Linked DNA regions of Homo sapiens: region 1 is linked to region 2. Evidence: read pairs that join two places in POLR2A ChIA-PET (ENCODE). Cell type or tissue: PC-9. All regions are shown on one strand. Each heading gives the region's core, and the rest is flanking DNA. Links, peaks and the distances in the headings are about the cores only.

Region 1 (2,810 bases), core at 269-2,768, 53 kb before region 2:
TGTGGTGACAGCCGCCTGAACACTCCCGCTCTATAGCTCTGTGGGCTCTGCTGTGGAGTTTCTTGGAGCTCAGGGTTGCAATCCTTTTAAAATAGTTTTGAAAAAAACCCATACATAGGGCGTGCAGGCTCATGGTCAGAAATCTGGGACATCACTGAAGGTAGGAGCCGTGCTGTATCTCACCCCCCAAGAAGTAACCAGGACAAATGGATGCTGGACTCTTTTCCTCCCCACAGCCTCCTCCTATGTCAGCACCTTCCCCGACACAGGCATCCCTGGGAAGGGCCACTCCTTACTCTGCCCGTGCGTCAGTCTGGCCAGGAGCAGGGCTGCGGCAGCCAGGCGGGCTGGGGCGTAGGCGGACAGGCTGGTGTGCAGCAGGGAGAGCTCGCAGAGGAAGCTGCACAGGTGCTGGGTTCTCAGCTCCACAGGGACTAGCGTCAGCAGGACCTCCTTGTAATCCACCACAGTGGGGACCTAGACAGCCGGGACGGGGTGTGGGCTCTCAGCGCTCGGGGGCTCCTTGGTGCAGTGCCGCATGCAGGCCCAGCGCAGGGTCTGGCCCGGATGATGTTCACGCCGATGCTGCACGCGTAGCGCACCAGCGCAGATGGCGACGTGGTGCAACCGTGGCCTCCTGCTCCATGGCTTTGGGCACAGCAGAGACAGCTGCTCTCTGAGTCCATGAGGCCCTCCCACAGCAGGAAAGCTGAATGCCCACCCCCACCCTCCAGCACAGCGACAACGAAGATTAATAAGGAAAATGGAACCGCTGCTTACTCGAATCTTCCCTTCCAAGGCGGAGACGATCTCGCCCATCATTCTCACCAGGTCCTCGTACTTGTAAGTGTTGTCCGTGAGCCATACGGCCTCCCGGATGGTCAGGATCTCTTTACTGATAAACCTGCAACGCCGAGAAGGGGTCTCAGGGTGGAGCCCACTTCCTGGGGCAGGGGTGGGGCGGAGGGACCCAAGGCTTTAGGAGGCCTCAAGGTAGGGAGGGAGCCATGGCGTTGGGCTTTGGTGACAAACAGAGGCTTCATAATGGAGCCAGCTGCCTGTGGCTGACAAGGGGCATTTAAAAAAGGGGAGGCCCAGGCAGGAGGACAGCTCAGCCAGGAGTTCGAGACCACCCTGGGCAACAAAGCAAGACCCTATCTCTTCAAAAAGTTAAAAAATAAAAAATTAGCAGAGCATGGTGGCACGTGCCTATAGTCTCAGTTACTTGGGACGCTAAGGTGGGAGGATTGCTTAAGCCCAGGAAGTTGAGGCTGCAGTGAGCTTTGATTACACCACTGCATTCCAACCTGGGTGACAGAGCAAGACACTGTCTCAAAAAATAATCATCATAATAATAACAAAGGGGAGGTCAGAAAGTGCTGGAAAGAGGGATGAGAGCCACAAGGCAGACAGAAAGCAGCAAGGCTGTTAGGCAGACTCACAAATGTCTGCAAAAGGCCCAAGTGCCCTGAGCATTCAGTTTGCTAAAAGACACCAAGGACAGAGATTTGCCTGTCACGTGACAGCTCTATCAGTGGGGTAGAAATGTTATAGACCCAGAAGGTGGGTGAGTCACCAGATCTAGGAATTGGAGGCAAAGGGCCCAAGGGTTGTTGGAAAGTCTGTGCCCGGCACTGTGTGGCCGCAGGAATCCTGACTGTCTCTAGGCGATGGTCACCCTGTTCTCTGTTGTCAACCAGCGCCAACTATCAGGGAACACGCTGCTCCAGCGGCCCCCCGCAAGGCACCTTCCCCTTGGACTGAGGCCAAGTCCCTTGGCTGCTCTGTCCTGGGGACTCTGCAGGTTGCATGCGTCATTCACTTGACCAAGAGGACAAGAGGCGCAGGGACTACACCTGCCAGCGTGGGGGCTGCAGACGCCAAAAAGACAAGATGTCAGTGGCCAATGAGAGCCCAGCGTGGGGTGTGAGATGGCTGGTGGGGGCAGGGCACCTCTGAGAGCAGAGGTGGGGGGCAGCTCAGCCTTTAAAATCTTTTTTTTTTTGAGACAGAGTTTCCCTCTGTCACCCAGGCTGGATTAGTGCAGTGGCGCTATCTCAGCTCACTGCAACCTCCGCCTCCCAGGTTCAAGTGATTCTCATGCCTCAGCCTCCCAAGTAGATGGGACTACAGGCGCCCACTACCACGTCTGGCTAATTTTGTTTGTATTTTTTTGAGACAGAGTCTTGCGCCATTGCCCAGGCTGCAGTGCAATGGTGTAATCTTGGCTCACTGCAACCTCTGCCTCTCGGGTTCAAGCAATTCTCCTGCCTCAGCCTCCTGAGTAGCTGGGATTACAGGCATGCACCACCACGCCCAGCTAATTTTTTGTATCTTTAGTAGAGACAGGGTTTCACCATGTTGGCCAGGCTGGTCTTGAACTCCTGACCTCACGATCCGCCCACATCAGCCTCCCAAAGTGCTGGGATTACAGGCGTGAGCCACCGTGCCTGGTCCCCGGATTTAAAAAAAAAAAAAAAAAAGATAATAAGGCAGAGTTGATTTGAGGGAGCTGTGGTGATAGTTATATGGACCACTGCAATCAGGTCTTGTGGTTGGGGAAGAAATTGGACTCAGCTCCCTGAAACGTTTTTAGCAGTTATTCTCTCACTGCCAGCCGGTTGTGGCCCAGGAGCTTTGTCGTAGGTTGCAGTGATGGATGTGCAGTCAGATCCAGGGAGGCGGCCGCCCGACCTCCTCAGTCGTCTCTGGTCGGAAGACCTGGGACGCTGGATTCAGGCCCAAGAGCGCATCTGAAGACAGCTCTGGATGCTTGTGGCAGGGTTTGCTCCCTCCTTCCATGGGAATGA
Region 2 (2,810 bases), core at 232-2,731:
GGTGAATCCCCATCTCTACTAAAAATACAAAAGTTACCTGTAATCTCAGGCACTTTGGAAGGTTGAGGCAGGCAGATCACTTGAGGTCGGGAGTTTGAGACCAGCCTGGCCAACATAGTGAAACCTCATCTGTACTAAAAGTACAAAAATCAGTTGGGTGTGGTGGCAGGCGCCTGTAGCCCCAGCTACTCAGGAGGCTGAGGCAGGAGAATTGCTTGAACCTGGGATGCAGAGGCTGCAGTGAGCCAAGATTCAGGTATCCCTGTTATTGGAAGTACTAGTCAGAGGCTGGAAGGCCATTCAGTGAGGTTGCTACAGAAAAGATTCAAGCATCAGGCAATGTTTAGACAGATGACCTTTAAGATCCCTTCCAACCCTAAGAACCTTGGAGTCTTACAGTTTTATACGTGCTTACCTTATGAAGACATCCTCCATGGTCATGACAGAGGCCCCAAAGCTGGAGATGCCCAGCTCTACCTGCCTCAGTTCCAAGTCAGTAAATAGAGATTCAAACCTGGAAGGAAAGAAATGGTTTTAGTCCTGAAAGGTGTAAGGTGAATCCCTTTCATCACTGCCCTTGGCTCTCTACTGGGGAAAAAGCATGGACTTTGGAGTCAGGAACGTATTTTTTCAAACACCAGCTTTGTCATTAGCTTTATAACTATGTGAATGTCAGGGGCCCTTCACAGTTTTTTACCTATTAACTCTGTATTAAGGTCTGTGGATGCTTTCAACAGCTCTTTGAGGACAGTGCTGAGAAGTTAAGAAACTTCCCTGAGGCCACACAGCCAGAAGCAGAAGAGCCAGGACTCAAGCTCAGGCCTTTCGTCTCCAGAGAGAGTGGTTTTAATTGTTATTTAAGCGAGGAAAGGAGATAATTCTTTTAGCCTGCTAATGTTAAAACCTTTCTCAAACATGCTTTCCATTTTTTTTAAATTAAAACAATCATGGCTTTTGTTTGTGATATTAAGAAATCCATCATAATGTTCTATAATGAAGGCTTCTATTCTCTCACAACCTAGTGTCCAACTTTTAAGAAACCAGACACATATGCCAGATGCCTATACGAGGTCTGCAGGGGCTTTGTGTGTGTCCCTGTGAGCAGACAATGGTTATAAACTAATCATGGCTGGGTTTGAGTCTAGACTCTGTCACTTACAAGTTTTGTGACTTTGAGCTAGTTGTTTCACCTTTCCAAATCTTCCCTCACCTGTAAGACAGATATTACCTAATTCAAAAAGTTGTAAGGATTGAGAAAAATGTAAAGATGCTTAGCAAAGTAGCCCCCCTGTGTTAAATATTCAGCAAATACTATTTACTGAATATGATCAACAGTCACACCCTCAGTATGTTCACTATCTTGCTCTTCATTCAGTTTCCAGTTACTGAAATTGTACTCATGCTATTGCTACTGTCTTGCCAACAAGATCACAGTAACCATTTTAAAATATTGAGGCAGAATTTAGGTAAACTATCTTGTTCTTACATGTATAGTTTGATGAGTTTTGACAAATGTGTAATATCACCCTAATCAAGACACCGAACATTCCATCACCCTAGAAAATGCCCCCATGTCCCCTTTGATGAGTCCCTCTCTTGCCCTCAGACAACCAAATGTCCTAAATTTTACATTAGTTTTACTTCTTCTTGCTCTTCATGTAAATGGAATCATATGGTCTTTTCATCTCTTGCTTCATCCATGTAACATGTTTTTGAGGTTAAACCGTGTTGCATGCATTAGTTCATTCTCGTAAATTGCAGAGCAGCATTCAACAAAAGGAATATATCTATTCTCCTGTTGATAGACATTTGAATTGTTCCTGTGTAAGGATGCTTATGCATAAAGCAGCTATAAATGTTCTTCTATGTGTCCTGTGTCTGGACATATGTTTTCATTTATCTTGAATAACACAGTAGATAAATGATAGCTACAAATTCTTTGCTACTTTTCCCACTGAGAGGTGGCCTTTAATTCCCTTTTATCTGGGCTGGCCTTAGTGTCTTGCTTGACTGAGAGGATGCAATGCAAGTAATGGATGTTGGGTAGAAGAAGCCTTCAGGTATCTTGATTTCTTTGGGAGCCCCAAGCCACCAGGTAAGATGCCTCACTACCTTGAAACCAGGCTGAATCCATGCCAAGGCACAGACATGTGAACAAAGCCTCCAGATAAGTCCACTCCCCAACTTGTGTTTTGTTAAAGGCTTTTATGTCTATGCCCATGAGGATATTAGTCTATAATTTCCTGTTGTCATAGGGACTTTTCCAGGTTTTGGTATCAGGGTTGTGCTGGCCTTAAAATGAGTTGGGAAGTGTTTCCTTCTCTATTTTCTAAAAGATTGAGATTATTTTTTTCTTCAATGTTTCATAGAATCTGGAGTTCTCTTTTTGGGAATACTTTTGATTGCAAATTCAATTTCATGAATAGATATATGGTTATTCAGATTTTTCTGCTTCATTTTGTAAGTTTTGGTAAATTGCATTGTTTAAGAAATCAGTCCATTTTACCTAAAGTGTCCAATTTATTTACATGTGATATTTTATTATTATCCTTTTTGTAACTCTAGGCTCTGTAACTATAGCAGTACTTTCCTTACTGGTGCTAGTTAATTTTCTTTTTTTCTTTAATGGTCTTGGAATTAATGGTTTATCATTTAATGGTTTATCAATATAATTTATCAATTTTATTAATCTTTTAAAATAACTTTTTGCTTTTTAGCTTTTTAGCATTTTGGCCTTTCTCAATTTTCTTTTTGTTTCTTATTACATTATTTTCTCCCCCTATATTTTTCATTTCTTCTCTTCCACATAA

The links. Peaks named below come from ENCODE experiments on the same cell type or tissue, not always from the same donor. Only the 100,000 strongest peaks of a DNase experiment are listed, where the experiment ranks them.
Region 1: POLR2A ChIA-PET joins it to region 2 with 15 read pairs; 4 of 35 experiments call an interaction of 5 or more read pairs at or near these places.

What each region holds. Positions count from the first base shown.
Region 1 is chr16:2,446,949-2,449,758 of GRCh38, reverse strand. CCNF (cyclin F) reads right to left here. Exons shown (of 17, transcript NM_001761.3): 11 at 781-904; 12 at 297-477. Among named protein-coding and RNA genes, the nearest start is that of MIR6767, 3.0 kb to the right of the region's middle. In PC-9, for the core only: no CTCF peak of the experiment used is centred there; a DNase peak (open chromatin) is centred at 1,638; H3K4me3 peaks cover 358 bases; H3K27ac peaks cover 1,901 bases.
Region 2 is chr16:2,393,544-2,396,353 of GRCh38, reverse strand. It overlaps the pseudogene ABCA17P. Among named protein-coding and RNA genes, the nearest start is that of CCNF, 34 kb to the left of the region's middle. In PC-9, for the core only: no CTCF peak of the experiment used is centred there; no DNase peak of the experiment used is centred there; H3K27me3 peaks cover 875 bases.